Regions from separate parts of the Homo sapiens genome. Here all the other regions are linked to region 4. Evidence: chromatin contacts called from ENCODE Hi-C or POLR2A ChIA-PET data. All regions are on one chromosome and are shown on one strand. Each heading gives the region's core, a stretch centred on a gene start or an enhancer-like site at or near the end of the contact. The rest is flanking DNA. Distances are from core to core; before and after follow the strand shown. Region 1 holds the start of UBR7 (ubiquitin protein ligase E3 component n-recognin 7). Region 2 holds the start of LYSET (lysosomal enzyme trafficking factor). Region 3 has its middle 23 kb from the start of COX8C. Region 4 overlaps ASB2 (ankyrin repeat and SOCS box containing 2). Region 5 holds the start of ITPK1-AS1 (ITPK1 antisense RNA 1). Region 6 holds the start of ITPK1 (inositol-tetrakisphosphate 1-kinase).

Region 1 (2,700 bases), core at 140-2,639, 750 kb before region 4:
TCCAAGTATGTCTGTAGTTTCACACCTGATAAAACTCCTTTTTATTCAACACCCAGCTCAAAAGTCTTATCCTTTCTGAAGACTTCCTAGGGTGTCTGGGTTTGCAACAGTTACAGAGGACCACAGAACCACTTTCACTTTTTTTTTCTTTTTTTTTGAGACGGAGTCTCGCTCTGTCGCCCACGATAGAGTGCAGTGGCGCGATCTCGGCTCACTGCACCCTCTGCCTCCAGGGTTCAAGCGATTCTTCTGCCTCAGCCTCCCGAGTAGAGTAGCTGGGACTACAGGAGCATGCCACCACGCCCAGCTAATTTTTGTATTTTTAGTAGAGACAGGGTTTCACCATATTGGCCAGGCTTGTCTCGAACTCCTGACCTCGTGATCTGCCTGCCTCGGTCTCCCAAAGTGCAGGGATTACAGGCGTGAGCCACCAGCCCGGACCACTTCCACTTTTAATAAGAGTGTCTGCCTGTCTAGTCCCCTTGTGTTTCACAAGGGCAGGAACTGAGTCGCATTCACCTCATTCTTCCTCCAGGGCTCAGCTCAGGGTTTGGCACATAATAGTAGGCATTCGACACGTTTTTTTGTGAAATAAACGAAATAGCGATGAGTTGTGGAAACGCTTGAGTAGAAGCAGCCCAAATAAATATAGTGATAAATGCCAACAATTTTTATTTTTTAAATTATTTTAAAAATAATAATAGAAACGGGGTCTCGATATGTTGCCCTGGCTGTTCTGGAACTCCTGACCTCAAGTGATCCTCCTGCCTCGCCCTCCCAAAGTGCTGGGATTACAGGCGTGAGCCCCACTTCGCCTAGCCCGCCAAAAATTTTTAGATGCAATTCTTCTTTCCTCGAGGCTCACTTTGTCCAAGTCTGCCACTCTACACGGGCTCCCCAAGCCAATTTCCCCTGGGCGCCCGCCCCGTCCTCCGGTCACTGCAGCACCGTCTCAGAGCTCACCGTCCAAGTCCTCGTCTGGAGCCGCCGCCACCCGGTGCTGCACTTCCCCCTGTACCAGAGGGTCGAATAATTCCGTTACCATGTCCTTCATCTGGGCCACGCCAGACAACAGGCCCTGGAAAGGGTCGCCGTCACCCGGCGCCTCACAGGACACCCGCAGCTTCTGCGGCTTCCCTTCCTGCCCGACGTACTCTCCCAGCAGCTCCATGGTGACCGCTAAGCTTCCAGAACACGACACCGGGAAGCGCCACCCGGAGGCGGAAATCAGCCCGCGTCCGGCGCAGGCGGGAGAAGGGAGAGGAGTGACATCCGTTTGTCGGAAGTCGCTCCTCCCCCTTCCTTCGCTTTTTTTCCTTGTCATTGGTTCCTGGCACTCGGGCCCCACCTCCTCCGGCTACGCCCCTCACGGCCGCTTTTCCCGCCTCCGCCGGGGCCGAGCCGCTGTTCGGCTGACAGTTGAGGATGGCCGGAGCCGAGGGCGCCGCTGGGCGGCAGTCGGAGCTGGAGCCCGTGGTATCGTTGGTCGACGTCCTTGAGGAGGACGAGGAGCTGGAGAATGAGGCGTGCGCTGTCCTGGGCGGCAGCGACTCCGAGAAGTGCTCCTACTCTCAGGTGGGCGCGCGGCCCGGGCCTCCTCTCCCCCGGCTCCCGCCGAACCTCCCCTTCCCGGCCCGGCTGTCCCTATTCCCGCCTTGCCGCAGTCGTCTCCCCAGTGGTGGTCCGGGGCCGCCGTTAGTCTGCCGCTTCCTCACCCCAAGCTCACCCTTCCCTTTTAACCCCAACCTCCTGGGCCCCCTTCAGCCTGTGTCCAGCAGGGGCCCCCCTCTCCCCTGTCTCCAACTCTGTCCGGCCCGCCAGGAAGGGCCCTGGAGCAGCTGCTCTGTCCGTCCTCTCCAGCCTCTTCTTGGTGCACCACTGCTTTTCACGAAACCACCCCGCGACCTCTCAGATCCAGACATCTTTGTCCCTGATTTTCCCATCCTAAGATTATTTATTTATTTATTTATTAGGGACCGAATGGGAGAGTCAGGTTAAAGAGATTTTCAAATCCATAGGGATTTGCGGTGAGCTCCTTGACAGCTAGTTCCTCTGCAATTTAGTTGGACAAGTGCTAGCTAGTACTTTTTCTTTCTTTCTTTTTTTGGCAAAATGAAGCAAGTACCCATGTCTATCTGCAGTCTGCCCCCCTCCCCTGGAAATAGACCGGAAACAGAACAGCAAGTGGCTCTGGCAAGGGAGGGGAGAGAGGAGAAAAGGATCTGTTTGGCATTTGGAAGACGTTGTGAGTGAGCAAGTGTTTGAGGGGGTGTGATGTGGTGTTTAGTGACTCACCCTACACTTCGAGGTACAAAAATGGAAAAGGATGGGTAGGAAGAAGACTGACAAAGGATGAGAATTGGTAGGAAGAAGGGTTACCTAGGAAGAGGGGTGGATTGGAACACTGGGGAGATGAGGGGAGAGACTTGTATTCATTATGTGGTATGAACTGAGATCATAATACCAGTTCTCGTTGTTGACCAAGGTTAGTTTACACTGCAAAGTGCTAGATTGTTGAATAAACCTGGTATCCAGACATAGCCCCAGGTATTTTAAAACCTTTGGTCACCACTAAAACAATTTTTCCCCTGCTTTACTTAAAAAAAAAAAAAAGAAAAAAGTTATGTCTATATGTAAACTATTTTTGAAGTGTAGTTACCTTTATAAAATGGATTCCTTAATATTTTCTTTGTGGTAAAA
Region 2 (2,700 bases), core at 1-2,500, 770 kb before region 4:
TCCCTCCTGAACATCCTTCCAAGCAGTCTGTACTCCCCCAAGGGAGCTAAACCAGCCTGCAGAGCCTCCTCGATTTCTGCCACACTGCAGCTCTGGGAGATGCCGGCAATCAATAGCGCTTTCCGAGGGTTCATGTCCATCCCCCTGCACCAGTCTTCTAAAAGCCTCAAAGTCATGGTGCCCGAAATAATAGACTTAAGTTCTAAATATGCCAGACCACAGGCGACCACCGAAATTCAAAGTAATCCTCCGCGGTACCCCAGAGAAATCTTGTCAACGTGCCGAGGTCCAGCAGCCTGCAAGACAGAGCAGACAGGTTAGCTAAAGGTGCCAACGTCCAGGGCAAGCGTGCAGGCCCCAAGCCCCGCGCGCCCTGCCCCCAGCGGCGACGCCAGGGCAGCCGCACTGCGGCGCGCGCCCCTCACCCCTCCCAGCCCTGGTGCCTGGCGGATGTCGGGCCTGCAGGGCCGCGTCGGGCCCGCTTCCACTCACCGTGATCTAGTGCTCGTGCCCGCGTCCGTGCGCCGGCGGCCAAGGTGCCTGGCCGGGCCCCGACGAGGCGCGGGAGGGCAGGCTCCCCTAGGCTCTGACGGACACTCGGGGGCCACAGCGACCGATGCCGGTACTCCAGGTGCCTGTGGTACTGTCTGCAACGAGAAGTGATGGGGCGATGACAGTCGCGAGCGGGCACCAGGGGGCAAGGCTGAGGAGCGCTGAGTCGCCAGACCCAGAGAGCCACCCACCTGGAGGGACGTGCCGCCACCCGCGCCGCCGGAGCTCCGGCTCCAGCCCGGATTCCACCTGTTTTGGTCTCGCTCGGGGAAGCTGCGCGGCGGGCGGGGGCGATCTGACGTCATGAGGGGCGGGCCTCGGGGGCGGGGCGCGCGCGCTTCCGGCCCGAGCCGGAAGCTCCGACTGCGGCGGCATCCGGGACGGCGGGCGGGCTGGCCACCACGGGACAGGAAGGTGAGATCCGGGACCTCAGCTTTGCAAGCAGGCTCCGCCGGCGACCGCTGACGGGCGCTGGGCTCGCGGCGCTGCAAGGCGGCGAGGCCCGGGCCTGGCGCCGCCTGCGCAGCCTTGGTCGCGGCGTGCCGGCGCTGCAGCGCGGCAGGGGGCGGGGCCGGCCGCCCGGAGGCCCAAGTGGCGGGGACGCCTCCCTGCCGGGTCAGGTTCTCAGAGCGGGTCTCCGGCGGCGGCGACGGGGGCCGGGCCGCGCGTGACCCGCCGCAGTCACGCCGTTCTTAATCACTAGTAGCTGGTGCTCCAGGCTGGCGGCGCTCACCTTTCTCCTAGCCGGGTGACCCAGGGGATTTATTTTATGTTGGCTTTCTCTGAAATGCCAAAGCCACCCGATTATTCAGAGCTGAGTGACTCTTTAACGCTTGCCGTGGGAACAGGAAGATTTTCGGGACCATTGTAAGTGCTTAGGAGTTACTGTCTTAACTTGGGGGCTTGACTTGTAGCACCCCGCGTTCACGTCTGAAGCAGTACTGTTATGCCAGAAAGTGTTTCACCTGTCAAAGTGAAATGTGCTGTGAGAAACTAGTTTAATTCCAGTTTCTGGAGGGCGGGTATTATGGACCTGTTTAAGTAGGATGCAGTGATTTATTCTGAGGGATTCCCGTTAAAAAGCAGAACTCAGTATATACTGAAATCAATGGTTTTTTGTTTTTTTGTGTGTGTTGTTTTACTTGATTGTAAGTATTACACAAAACAACCTGTAAGTTTTACATTTCTTAATAGGTGTTTAATTTAATTATTTTAAATCTTAAGTGTGTTAGTGGGATATTTTAGAATTCTTTTTTTTTTTTTTTAATTAGACAGAGTCTCGCTCTGTCGCCCAGGCTGGAGTGCAGTGGCGTGATCTCGGCTCTCTGCAAGCTCTGCCTCCTGGGTTCACGCCATTCTCCTGCCTCAGCCTCCCGAGTAGCTGGGACTACAGGTGCCCGCCACCACGCCCGGCTATTTTTTTTGTATTTTTAGTAGAGACGGGATTTCACCATGTTAGCCAGGATGGTCTCTATCACCTGACCTCGTGATCCACCCGCCTCAGCCTCCCAAAGTGCTGGGATTACAGGCGCGAGCCACCGCGCCCGGCCTAGAATTCTTGGAGATAAAGCAAGTACATTTGGAGTAGTTGCCGTGACAGCATTACTAGACCCTAATTGTATTTTCTTTTTTAATTTGAAGGCACAGAGCATGGAGAATGATGAACTTCCGTCAGCGGATGGGATGGATTGGAGTGGGATTGTATCTGTTAGCCAGTGCAGCAGCATTTTACTATGTTTTTGAAATCAGTGAGACTTACAACAGGCTGGCCTTGGAACACATTCAACAGCACCCTGAGGAGCCCCTTGAAGGAACCACATGGACACACTCCTTGAAAGCTCAATTACTCTCCTTGCCTTTTTGGGTGTGGACAGTTATTTTTCTGGTACCTTACTTACAGATGTTTTTGTTCCTATACTCTTGTACAAGAGCTGATCCCAAAACAGTGGGCTACTGTATCATCCCTATATGCTTGGCAGTTATTTGCAATCGCCACCAGGCATTTGTCAAGGCTTCTAATCAGATCAGCAGACTACAACTGATTGACACGTAAAATCAGTCACCGTTTTTTCCCTACGATTACAAAACTGCCAGTCCTATATGGAGTCTGATCACAAGACTGCAGTTTCTTCACAGATCTCAGGAAGT
Region 3 (2,700 bases), core at 175-2,674, 590 kb before region 4:
AAAAAGTTTAAAATAAAGGGATGGATCTTCTGCAAAAGATGATGGGGAGTGGGGAGAAGGCATTTTTACTCTCTTCTTCTTTGACAATAAAATGACAAAAATGAAAATGTAGAGAAAAAATGCCATTTTCTTTTTTTTTGAGACATAGTCTTGTTCTGTCGTCCAGGCTGGAGTGCAGTAGGATGATCTTGACGCACTGCAACCTGTCTCCTGGGTTCAAGCAAGTCTCATGCCTCAGCCTTCTGAGTAACTGGGATTACAGGTGCATGCCACCACACCCAGCTAAATTTTTGTATTTTTAGTCGAGACAGGGTCTTGCTATGTTGCTCATGCTGGTCTCAAACTCCTGGACTCAAGTGATCCACCCGCCTCAGCCTTCCAAAGTGCGGGGATTACAGGCATGAGCCACTGTGCCTGGCTCAAAAATGCCATTTTCAAAGAATTGGAAAAGCTATTAAGACACAAACTACAAAATAGTATACCTTAGCAAATATTGTAAACAAGTGAACCTGAAACAAAGACTGAAAGCTGACTGTCTCCTTATTCCTTGAGCAGAATCCAGATTTCACCAAAAGTTCTTAAAGGCATTCAATGTTTATTTATGGGTGCTTGGATGAGGTCACTGGAGAAGACAAATGCCCTTTAGAAAACTTCTTTATTGCAGGGGTTTGAGTTTACTTGTCATTTCTATGATATATTCTCCTAGTCAACAACTGCAAGAGGTGAAGTAAGGTGGAGGAAGACGAGGCAATGATTGCTAAATCACAACACAACATACATTAACCCAAAGGGTGTTGTTGTGAGCTTTGGTGCAAAAAACTGGTAGTAGTAAAGGAAATACATTAGGTAGGAATGTGTTCCAGACAATAAACTTGTGTGAAATTCTTCGACTTGATTCCCCTTCTACTTATACTGTTCTTCAACATATTCCTGGCCCAATTCAAAGACTAGACTGTGCCTAAAAACATTTTTACAAATTGTAGTATAGAGACTTCCAGTTTCCAGTTCTGCATGTGAGGAACTTGAAAGCTGCCACTCCATTTTAACAACAAGTAAAAAGCTGAACTGACTGAAAAAATCAATAACTCTTCTTAGATTCATAAGAGAAGTAAGGAAGCAGAGCACACTGCTGCTTCCAGGATTAGAGTGTCATGCTTACCAGAGCAGAAAAGTCATGAACAGACACTGCCGTGGGAACAAGTGCCCAGGTAGGAAAACCTGAACTGTAATTGGCATATTAGTAGAGGCTCAGTGTGAATGAGTCTGAGGGTTAAATATTCCTGGGGACCTAGTCATAGGAACCCCTCCTTCCTTTTGTGAGTTTTACCTCTAGGCAGGTCGGCCTGGTTAGCCACGGTAAGTATCAGAGAAAAATCCCCTTGTGTTTCTGGCAGGCAGAGGGAAAAGGAACCATTTTGAAATATGCCAGATTAATCTGTTCTTAACAAGGCCTGCCTTTAGGGGAACTAGTTAACCACAGCCTGACCTACTGGGGTTTCATTGCTGCCTAATTTAGCTGAGGGACAGGAAGTAACCAGCTCCAGTTAGCTTTAGCCTTCCATGTGGGAGAAGGGAAATAACCCAATTCTAGCCTATGTAGCCATCCTGTCCCACTTAAGAGGGGTGAGAAAAAAATGATAAATACTTGTGGAGTTCGCAGTCCAGAAGCATAGGCTCACTAAAAGACTGAGGCTTAATCACAGGACTATAGAATGCTTCCCTTCCCCTCATACCTAATCACTACATTACTAAAGACCTATTTATGGCAGTTCCTTTTACCTGGCACACGATATCCGGCTATCAAGAAAAACATTACAGGACATTCTAAAAGACATAAAGAACGATTTGAAGAAACAGAGCAAGCATCAGAAGCAGACATGGAAGGGATGTTGCAATGATCAGACCAGGAATTTAAAACGACTATGATTAATTGCAAAGGACTCAAATAGATAAACTAGATTGTGTGCAAGAACAGAGGGACAATGTAAGCAGAGAGGTGGAAACCTTAAGAAAGAGCCAAAAAAAAGTGCTAGGAATCAAAAACACTGTAACAGAAATGAAGAATGCCTTTGATGGGCTTATTTAGTAGACTAGACACAGCTGAAGAAAGATCTCTGCGCTTAAAAATATAGTAATAGAGGCCAAGTGTGCTGGCTCACGCCTGTAATCCCATCACGTTGGGAGGCCAAGGTGGGCAGATCACGAGGTCAGGAGATCGAGACCATCCTGGCTGACACGGTGAAACCCCGTCTCTACTAAAAATACAAAAAATTAGCCAGACGTGGTGGTACATGCCTGTAGTCCTGGCTACTCGGGAGGCTGAGGCAGGAGAATCACTTGAACCCGGGAGGTGGAGGTTGCAGTGAGCTGAGATCTCACCATTGCACTCCGGCCTGGGCTACAGAGCGAGACCCTGTCTCAAAAAGAAAAAGAAAAAGAAAAGATGTATTAATAGAAACCCTAAAACTGAAAAGCAGAAGACAAAGATTGAAAACAACAATGACAACAAAGAATATCCAAGGACTGTGGAACAACTACAGAAATGTAACATACAAGTAATGGGAATACTAGAGGGAGAAGATAGAAAAAAAAATAGAAGAATTATTTGAAAAGATAGTAATTAAGAATTTCCCTAAATTAATGTCAAACACCAAACTCCACATCCAGGAAGCTCAGAGACACAAAGCAAGGTATGCTCCA
Region 4 (2,700 bases), core at 65-2,564:
AGGAGAGACAGCCGGCAGGTGGAGGCAGCCTGGGGCCAGGCTCACCTCAGCTGTCTCCAGCCCTGTCGTCTTGATGAGGCCCTGGGCTTCCACCTCCCAGGATCCTTGGGTCACGGCCACCCTCATACTTAGTGCATGTGTGGCCTCCAGTTACCTGCCATTGTTAGAATGTTTTTAGCAGGATAATAAAGCACTGGGAAAAAGCCCACTGCACCATCTAAACGAGGACCTGTCTCTGCATAGTAATGGCAGCAGCAATGGTGGCCGGGATGTTGAGGTTGATGGAGGTGGAGGGAGCTGGTGATGATGACAGTTTCTAACAACTGTGCAGGGCAAATGTTCACAAAGTCATGCCGAGCCTCTCCTCATTTCCATTCTCCTGCCACCATTGATGGAAGCAGCGGGTGTGCTGTTCCCATTTTGCAGATGAGGAAACAGACAGACTGAGTTCCATTCAACAAAGAGTTCCCAGCTCTGGCTCAGTCCCAGGCCCACTCTGGGTGGTGATGCAGCTCATTAAAATTTATCTTTTTGTGGATCCTGAGGATATTTGGAAGTCAGCAGAGAGGGAGACAAGGCCACACACAGCCACAGAGTCACAGAGGACGGGCTGAGATCGGGGCAGAAGGGCTCATTCTGGGAGCACTGAGATCCGAGTGCATCCACTGGCTTTGGGGCTGGCAACTGGGCAAGGCGACCGCTCAGAGTTACTGAGTCGTGAGTCTCAGGGCTGGCTGGGGAGCCAGGGCCCCTGGCTGGGTTTCGTGCTCTCGCCAATCAAGGCTGGAGGCCCCATTTCCCCTCGGGCCCCAAGCAGGGGAATTCCCAACAGAGCAAACCTCCTGGGCTGAGTCATCACAGGCGAGAGGAGCCTGGCCTCGGCAGGATGTGGGTGTAGGTCATGCCCTGGAAGAGCCCCAGGTAGGGCCTCTGTCCTTTGTGTGTCACTGGGCAGGTTCTGGGGTGGAGAATGTGTCACCGTCACCTGACCCTGGAGTCCAGCTTGTCATGAATTCAGGCACGGTCAGCCTCAGTGAGAGCAGAGAATGGGCTGGCAGGACAGTGCTCCTAGCCTCTCGGTGAGTCAATGGATGGCTGCTCTGTCTGAGTTAGTAAGAAGCCCAGGTCAGCCCCAGGGAGGCAGTGATTGGGCTGGGCCTGGCTGAATGCAGGGGGCAGGTAGGCACCTTAATAGAGGAGGGAGCTAACAAAATCGATTCCGCCCCACGCCCGCCAACATGTCACCAGTCCACCCCACACCCGCCACTGTGCCATGAGTCTACCCCACGCCCACCCCATGCCACGAGTCCACCCCACGCCCACCACTGTGCCGTGAGACACATGTGACTCATTGAGCACTTGTTATAACAGGCACATTGCACCAAGCATCTCATTTAATTCCCCAGTCCACTTGGTGAAGGAGATGTAATTGGCTTCCTTTGCAAATGAGAGAACTGAGGCTCAAAGAGGCTTGCTTCCTCTAGTCTGCTTGATGAACTCCTATTCATCCTGCAAAGCCTACTTCCTTGACTAAGTGAATTGACCTTTTCCAGGGTCCCTCTGTAACTGAGGAAGCTGTGCTCTCCCTGCTGTGTCATCAGGTAGTTCTGGGCCTTCACCCTCATTAGACTGTGATCTTAGGGAGAGCAGGACCCAGCCCTGATTCACAACCTGGCATATCATAAGTGCAGAGTAAGTGTGGGTGGCTTGATTTGAATTGTTTGAAGCTGTGCACACAACAGCCTCAGCCAGTTCCTGCTTCATGTTTTCCTCCTTTGTCTTCTCAGAAATGTATCTTAAATGAAATGCAGAGGTTTAAAGATTAGGAAGACCCAGCCTCCTGGACTCACTCTGGCTGGTCCATTCATGGAAACCTTGGGCTCTGCACTTCATGGGTTCATGGACCCCACTTCTCCATGGAACAGGAAGCTAGGTCTGTCCCTTTGGGGTCCCTTAGGGGACCAAAGCTTGGCAAATGATCCTCATTTGATCCTCATCAAATTCTGTGCCTTACGTTGAGGTGAGACAGAAGCAAATTGGGAAATGGTTTTTAACAGAATTCTGTTTTCTTTGGGATACTGATCTTTCATTTCTAAGATCCAGAAGACTCAGTGGACTCCATTTTGGTCACAATATAATAATGATCAATTGCATTGCTAGAGCTTTTTATTGGTTTCAAAGGTATTTATTTGTTTAAAAACATTTATTAGGTAGCTACAATGATCCAGGCTCTAAGCTGGGCACTGGAGATAAATAAATAAATAAATAAATAAATAAATAAATAAACAGTATCAGCTCAGCTCTCTGTCCCCTAGGAGGTCACAGTCTAGTTGGGAACACTCTCAGGAGGGTGTCCCAGGAAGACCCAAGAAGCTTGTCTGTGAAGCAGAGGCCATCATGAGATTGGTGCTGGAGCACTCAGACAGGGCCGGGGAGGTCAATACGAGCTGCAAGATGTGGGAAGGCTCCAACGCCCACCTCATCTTATTTGCTTTTCACAGGAATACTGCAAGGGGAGCACAGCATGTTTTTGTTGTTGCTGTTATAAAGATGAGGCCACTGGGGCTCAGATAGGGTTAGCCACCCACCTAAGGTTGCACAGCCAGTAAGTGTAGAGGAAGAATTTGAATCTCTAGACCTACTTCTCTTTCCACTCTGCTGCCTTTCCATCTATTCCTTTATTCACCCATTCACTCATTC
Region 5 (2,700 bases), core at 180-2,679, 890 kb before region 4:
TGGGTTTTCATTTGTGAGCCTATCTTGACTTCCCAAGATTTCCACAAGTACATATTACTTAATGAGCAAAAGAATAATCTAGAGTTATTTTTAGCAAGCACAGACCCTCGAGGCCTGGCCACATCCTGTGTAGCACAATACCTCAGTCCTTAATTCACTCACCCAGTAGACACAGCGCACATCAGGGCCAGACCACGTGCTCCTCAGAGACCAGCAAGTCCCAGCCTCAGGAGGACACACCAACAGGCAGCTCAGCTTGGTGTGCGTGCGTGTGTGCGCGTGCATGTGTGTGTGTGTATGTGTGTGTGTGTGTGTGTGTAGGGGGCAGAGGCGTCTGCTGGGAAAGCAGGGTAGGTGTCACTGCCAAGGTGACATTTAGCAATTCTTTTTTTTTTTTTTTTTGAGACGGAGTCTTGCTCTGTCACAGGCTAGAGTTCAGTGGCGCGATCTCGGCTCACTGCAAGCTCCGCCTCCCGCGTTCGCGCCATTCTCCTGCCTCAGCCTCCTGAGTAGCTGGGACTACAGGCACCTGCCACCACGCCCAGCTAATTTTTTGTATTTTTAGTAGAGACAGGGTTTCACCGTGTTAGCCAGGATGGTCTCGATCTCCTGACCTCATGATCCACCCGCCTCGGCCTCCCAAAGTGCTGGGATTACAGGTGTGAGCCACTGCACCCACCTGACATTTAGCAGTTCTAAAAGCATGAATAAAAATATGAGAGCAGGGAAGGGGCTGAAGAGGGAGATGCCAGGTCCTTACTCAACTGAAATACTCAGGGACGCTTCCTGGTCTTTGGAACTGACCTGAGGCAATGCATCTCCATTCCTGGCTTTGACTACGATGGTTCTGCGCCCAGCTGGACAAGGAGCACAGTCCAGGGCCCTCAGGTCAAGATGCCTCCTCCTCAGAGTCTCAGCCCTGCACCAGGCCAAACGGGAACCGACTGCTGAGGAATCCAGTGTTTGCATCCGAGTTTCTCCATCTGCACCCAGATTCCCTAGGATCACACTCTGAGTAGCAATGCTATGGATACCTTCACCCCAGAATGCCAGGACAGTCAGCTACTTTAAGAGCAGAATCTTGCTTCTGGCCCTTTCTAAAACCCCCGTTCCATCCCTTCCTATTTCCCCTGTGTACTTCATTCCATCTCTTTTCTTTGCTTTTACGTAAAATGCTTACCTGGCACGCTCCACTGAGGCCACGGAATTCTTGACATTTGACAGCCAAGCAAGGGTGGCAGGTACCAGGGAGATCCAGTCCCAACCCTGCGTGGTGTGGTGAGGAGGGCCTGGGGTTCTGGAAGCCTGCCTGCAAGAAGGCACCCAGGCACCCTGGAGCACAGGGAGCCCCACCTGCCCTGGCAGAGCTCTGTTGTCTTGACATGGGATGTGGGAACTTTTTTTTTTTTTTAAAGGATTTGCTCAAATTGACTCAGTGCATCAAAGGCTGGAGAAAGAATCACCCTAGAACTGAGTGCCACAGGCTTCGGAAGCTGCACAAGACTGCAACACGGTGACAGCTTCTATTTCTAACAGCAAACCTAAAAAGCTCAGGAACCAAAATAAAACGGATAGAAATGAAACCACTCAGAGTATGACGACAGTACTCAAAGCAACTCACGAGCATTTCCCCACGCTGTCTTCCAAAATGTGAAAAATGTGATTTTTTTTTAATGGCCACATTGGAGAACTGCTATGAGCAGACCTCATTTATATAACCCTTCCCAGCACCTCATGTATCATCATTATTAAAAAACACTATGGGGATCATGCTTTCACATAACTTTGTCTTATTTGTTATCTACATAGCCTAAGCAAATAGTAAATGATGGAGAATGAAAATAATTGTCAATGTTTAGGGGGAAAAAAATACCTGCATTTCAAATTTTTTAAAAAAACCATAAAATCTATCTTTTAAAAAAGGAAGGAGTAAGCTGGAATCCACAATTGTTAGAAACCCAAAAGTGATACAGAGGGGAGGCAAAAAAAAAAAAAAAATACTATATTCTCCACACTGAAACAATGTATCTTTCTCAACAGCCCAGTTTCATCTGTAGCTGTATTTTCCCCACTGAAATGCCACCATTAATCATAACAACAGATGAGTAAAAATCAATTAATATTCCTTCAGCATCTCTTAGGTGTCTTCAATCCTGTGCGCTGTCATCCCTTTAAAGAGGAAGGAAAAGATCCACAGCCAGGAAACAGACTCAGAAACTCAAACCCAGGTCTCTGGACCCCACAGGGAAGTGAGGCACAGCCAAGAGCAATCTGTGTCCATTACTGGCCTCAAATGACCACATGGAAACACTGTGTGCAGAGCCAGCCCCCCAAGCCCGTGGCGGTCCTCCTTGGAGATGATGGGGTCTGGGGAGAGGTCAGAGTCAGGCTCACGTGAACTTCAGAAAGCCACTGCCCAGGATATGGGTGGACCGCAAGTCTACCATGGGCTGTCCCAGCTCCAAAGACGTCAGAACCCCACAGCGATTGTTATTCCCAAAGCCCTTTACGCTTGGCTCCACAGCACACGGCAGAGAAAATCGACAGAAGGAAGGATGTTCACAGGTGTCCACCCCTACCTATGCCCCAGTGACCTGGAAATAAAATCCATCAAGAGCACCGGGGTCAGCCAGCTGGGGTACGCTGGAGAGTATGGGTGGCAGAGGGAACCCCGCTGTGGATTGATCATTTGACACTGTG
Region 6 (2,700 bases), core at 78-2,577, 840 kb before region 4:
TGACAGCCTCAAGAGCCGAGCACACGCGGGGCACATAGTAGGTGGTCCACAAACGTGGGTGCCCTTTCTTCATGAAAGGGAAGGGGACGAAGGAAGAAAAACACTCCGGTCCAAAAGTACCCTCAAGCCCTTACCCCACAGCGTGGATGCCCCGATTTCCCAGGTCCCTCCGCAACCCTCAGTAGAACTCCCACCGCGCCCTGGGCTGCTGGGGGCCTCCCCAGCCGGGTCACAGTGCACCTGAACGCCCCGGTCCGTGCCACCTCGCCCGCACCGGCCACCGCTTCCCTGGAACGCGGCCGGCGGCCGCCACCGCCACCTGGCTGCTCGGACTCAGTCTCCCCGCGCGCCGCTTCTTCCCGTTTGGCTCCGATCTCCCAAAACAACTAATGAGGCTGCACCGGGCTCGGGCCGGGGGTCACCGGGCTCGGGCCGGGGGTCCCCGGGCGCCGGCGCCGCGTCCCTCCTTACCTGCACAGCTCGGCGAAGGCCTGGAAATTCAGCTTCTTGATTTTCTTCTCGCTCAGCCAGTAGCCAACTCTCTTCCCTTTCAGAAAGGTCTGCATCTTCCTCCTCGGGCGGGGAGCCTGGGTCCGGAGGAAATCGCCCACAGGCCGAGTCTGGCGGCCGGCGCGCGCCGCGAGCGAGTGGGCACCTCCTCCCGGCGGCGGGGACGCGGAACGGGGATCGGAGCTGGGGCGCGCAGTCCTGCCGCGCGGAGCGGAGCGGGGCGGGGCGCGGCGGGCGGCCGGGAGGAGGGAGCGGCGCTCAGCGCGGAAGGCCACTGGCTGGGCCAAGCTGCCACCGCCCACGCCCCCGCCGCCTGCGGGCTCGCCCGCCCGCCCACCGGCTCGCGAGCGCCGCGCCGCCCGGCCTGCCGGCTGAGGCTGGGGCACGGCTGAGCCTGAGTCTGAGTCGGAGCTGGGGCCAGGGCCCGCAGGAGGGGAAGCCGGGCCTCCGCAGACACCGCCCCCGCCCTGCCCGCCCTCCCGCCGCGCGGGCCCGAGCCACACGCCCTCAGGCGGCGGCAGAAGCGCGGCCTCCGAGCCCTTCCTCCCTCCTCCTCCCGCCCGGGTCCTCGCCCTCTGATGTTCCCAGCCGGGCCGTAACCCCTGGGCGCGCTTGGACCCCGGCGGGGCGCACGCGGCCACTCGGCCCGGCCAGAGATCCTCACCCGCCGCCGCCGCCGCCACTTCCTCCTCGGCCTGGTCCTCGCGCGCTGCCCGCCGAGAAGGGCGGCGGCGAGCGCCCGCGCACTCGCCGCCCCTGCCCGCCGCCGCCCCGCGCTGGCCCGGCCGCCCCGCTTGAGCCCGCGGCGGCGAGGAAGCGGCGGGGCGGCCGCCAGGGGGCAGCGCCGCCCGCCGCCTCTTAAAGGCGCCGCGCCGGCCCTCGCGGCTACCCGGCGCCTGTTTGTGTCCCCGGGTGTGGGGTGCGGGGCGCGGGGCTTCCTGGGGGCGGCCGTGGCCCGGCGGTCTTACTTCGGGAAGGGAGCCGCGGTGTGGGCGTGTGTTCCGCCTGGCCTTTGGGGGCGACCGAGCCGCTGAGTTTCGGAAACGTCTCTGTACCCCCAGCAGGGTTCAGCACCCCCAAGGCAATCCATTGCAACTGCGCCCGGAAGGAGACCTTCCAGGAATTCGCCCCTTCCCTCGAGGAAGCGGACCCTGGCCCAGGATGGGGCCCCCCGGGGGGGTGGGTGAACACCCAGGGGCCCTCCTAGGCGTAGGACGTGACCACCAGTTCTCACTCTAGGTCCCCTTCACTGAGGGGGGAAGGGGCGGGGACTGGAGGCGACAGCGACAACAGCGGCCGTCCCCGGAGACCCCTTCCTCAGGGGTGCGGGTCAGCGTCGGCGCCGGGGAGTCACTAAACCCCGCCTACCCTGCCCTGCCCTATGGGGCAGCCAGGGAGCTTTCCTGCCTCAATGGTCTCTGGGTTTGGGAAGGAGAAATGGACTTCTCTCCCCAGGCCCAGGCAGGAAAAATGGATTCCCGTGGAGGGAAGGCTCAGAAAAGTTTGAGAGGAGACACTGAAGCTGGCCTTGGAAATCAAGGAGATTTTGATGGAGCAGGGAAGGGGGATGAGCTTGAATTGAGGCTGGGAGACAAGAAAAAGCCAAGTTGCCAGCGGGTGACCAAGACTTCCCTTGATCACACTTGAGTCAGGCTCCTCCGAGACCTCTTTCTGACCAGGCCCCGACCTTGGGCTCTGTCCTTGGCCTTCTTAGTCCAGTTTTAGCCAGAATCCTGCTGTCAAGAATATCTCCACGCTTGGTATGTGATCACCCTGGCCGGCCTACATTAAGAAACTCCGTCTCAAAAAAAAAAGAAAGACAAGGATCTCTCTATGCTGCCCAGGCTGGAGTGCAATGGTGCAGTCATAGCTCACTGCAGCCTCGAACACCCCTGCTAAACTGATCCTCCCACCTCAGCCTCCCGAGCAGCTGGGACTACACTGTGTTGCCCAGGCAGGTCTCGAACTCCTGGCCTCAAGCTGTCCTCCCACCTGGGCCTCCCAAAGTGCTGGGATTGTAGACCTGAGCCACCCCGCCTGGCTTCCCTGCCATCTTTAACGAGAATCTGATTAGTTTTTTTCTTTAACAAGGTAGAGAAAACGGATGGATGGAGAGTGGAAAAGACGATGGGTGGGAAACAGGACTCCTCCAGGGGGCCAGCTAGGGACGGGCACTGCATGCCTTAGGCA

Evidence for each region. Hi-C counts contacts between places; a loop is a spot of excess contacts on that map. ChIA-PET counts read pairs that join two places held with the same protein, here RNA polymerase II (POLR2A). Pooled maps may share reads with other maps.
Region 1: a loop to region 4 is called in a map of OCI-LY7, with 3 times the contacts of the local background. The contact joins the promoter of UBR7 here to the enhancer-like site in region 4. A Hi-C loop is called at or near these places in 2 of 168 maps with a recorded cell type or tissue (B cell and OCI-LY7), 15 of 37 single-sample maps with no recorded cell type and 10 of 50 pooled maps. POLR2A ChIA-PET finds 5 or more read pairs at or near these places in 1 of 52 experiments (activated CD8-positive, alpha-beta T cell).
Region 2: a pooled map shows a loop between it and region 4 (6-fold over the local background). The contact joins the promoter of LYSET here to the enhancer-like site in region 4. A Hi-C loop is called at or near these places in 1 of 37 single-sample maps with no recorded cell type and 7 of 50 pooled maps.
Region 3: a map with no recorded cell type shows a loop between it and region 4 (4-fold over the local background). The contact joins two enhancer-like sites. A Hi-C loop is called at or near these places in 7 of 37 single-sample maps with no recorded cell type and 4 of 50 pooled maps.
Region 5: a map with no recorded cell type shows a loop between it and region 4 (12-fold over the local background). The contact joins the promoter of ITPK1-AS1 here to the enhancer-like site in region 4. A Hi-C loop is called at or near these places in 3 of 37 single-sample maps with no recorded cell type and 4 of 50 pooled maps.
Region 6: a loop to region 4 is called in a pooled map, with 7 times the contacts of the local background. The contact joins the promoter of ITPK1 here to the enhancer-like site in region 4. A Hi-C loop is called at or near these places in 2 of 37 single-sample maps with no recorded cell type and 5 of 50 pooled maps. POLR2A ChIA-PET finds 5 or more read pairs at or near these places in 1 of 52 experiments (endothelial cell of umbilical vein).

The regions. Positions count from the first base shown.
Region 1 is chr14:93,205,867-93,208,566 of GRCh38, forward strand. It overlaps UBR7 (ubiquitin protein ligase E3 component n-recognin 7), which reads left to right and starts at 1,390. Exons shown (of 11, transcript NM_175748.4): 1 at 1,390-1,575. The coding sequence starts at 1,426. It overlaps GON7 (GON7 subunit of KEOPS complex), which reads right to left and starts at 1,199. Exons shown (of 2, transcript NM_032490.5): 1 at 964-1,199. The coding sequence starts at 1,171. RefSeq lists an enhancer at 436-1,295.
Region 2 is chr14:93,184,067-93,186,766 of GRCh38, forward strand. It overlaps LYSET (lysosomal enzyme trafficking factor), which reads left to right and starts at 1,251. Exons shown (of 2, transcript NM_001098621.4): 1 at 1,251-1,419; 2 at 2,194-2,700. The coding sequence starts at 1,340. The coding sequence ends at 2,605. MOAP1 (modulator of apoptosis 1) reads right to left here and starts at 831. Exons shown (of 3, transcript NM_022151.5): 1 at 744-831; 2 at 493-647; 3 at 1-296. The coding sequence starts at 176.
Region 3 is chr14:93,368,352-93,371,051 of GRCh38, forward strand. It overlaps a transcript of UNC79 not described here. Among named protein-coding and RNA genes, the nearest start is that of COX8C, 23 kb to the left of the region's middle. Within about 2 kb of position 1,425, at least 3 of the 41 ENCODE cell types and tissues checked have a DNase peak (open chromatin) inside an H3K27ac peak, as active enhancers do.
Region 4 is chr14:93,958,702-93,961,401 of GRCh38, forward strand. All of the region lies in intron 2 of ASB2 (ankyrin repeat and SOCS box containing 2), which reads right to left. Among named protein-coding and RNA genes, the nearest start is that of MIR4506, 12 kb to the left of the region's middle. RefSeq lists an enhancer at 364-1,563. Within about 2 kb of position 1,315, at least 8 of the 41 ENCODE cell types and tissues checked have a DNase peak (open chromatin) inside an H3K27ac peak, as active enhancers do; they include OCI-LY7, where a contact is called at or near this core.
Region 5 is chr14:93,066,023-93,068,722 of GRCh38, forward strand. It overlaps ITPK1-AS1 (ITPK1 antisense RNA 1), which reads left to right and starts at 1,430. Exons shown (of 1, transcript NR_002808.2): 1 at 1,430-2,700. All of the region lies in intron 3 of ITPK1 (inositol-tetrakisphosphate 1-kinase), which reads right to left.
Region 6 is chr14:93,114,598-93,117,297 of GRCh38, forward strand. ITPK1 (inositol-tetrakisphosphate 1-kinase) reads right to left here and starts at 1,328. Exons shown (of 11, transcript NM_014216.6): 1 at 1,175-1,328; 2 at 472-708. The coding sequence starts at 566.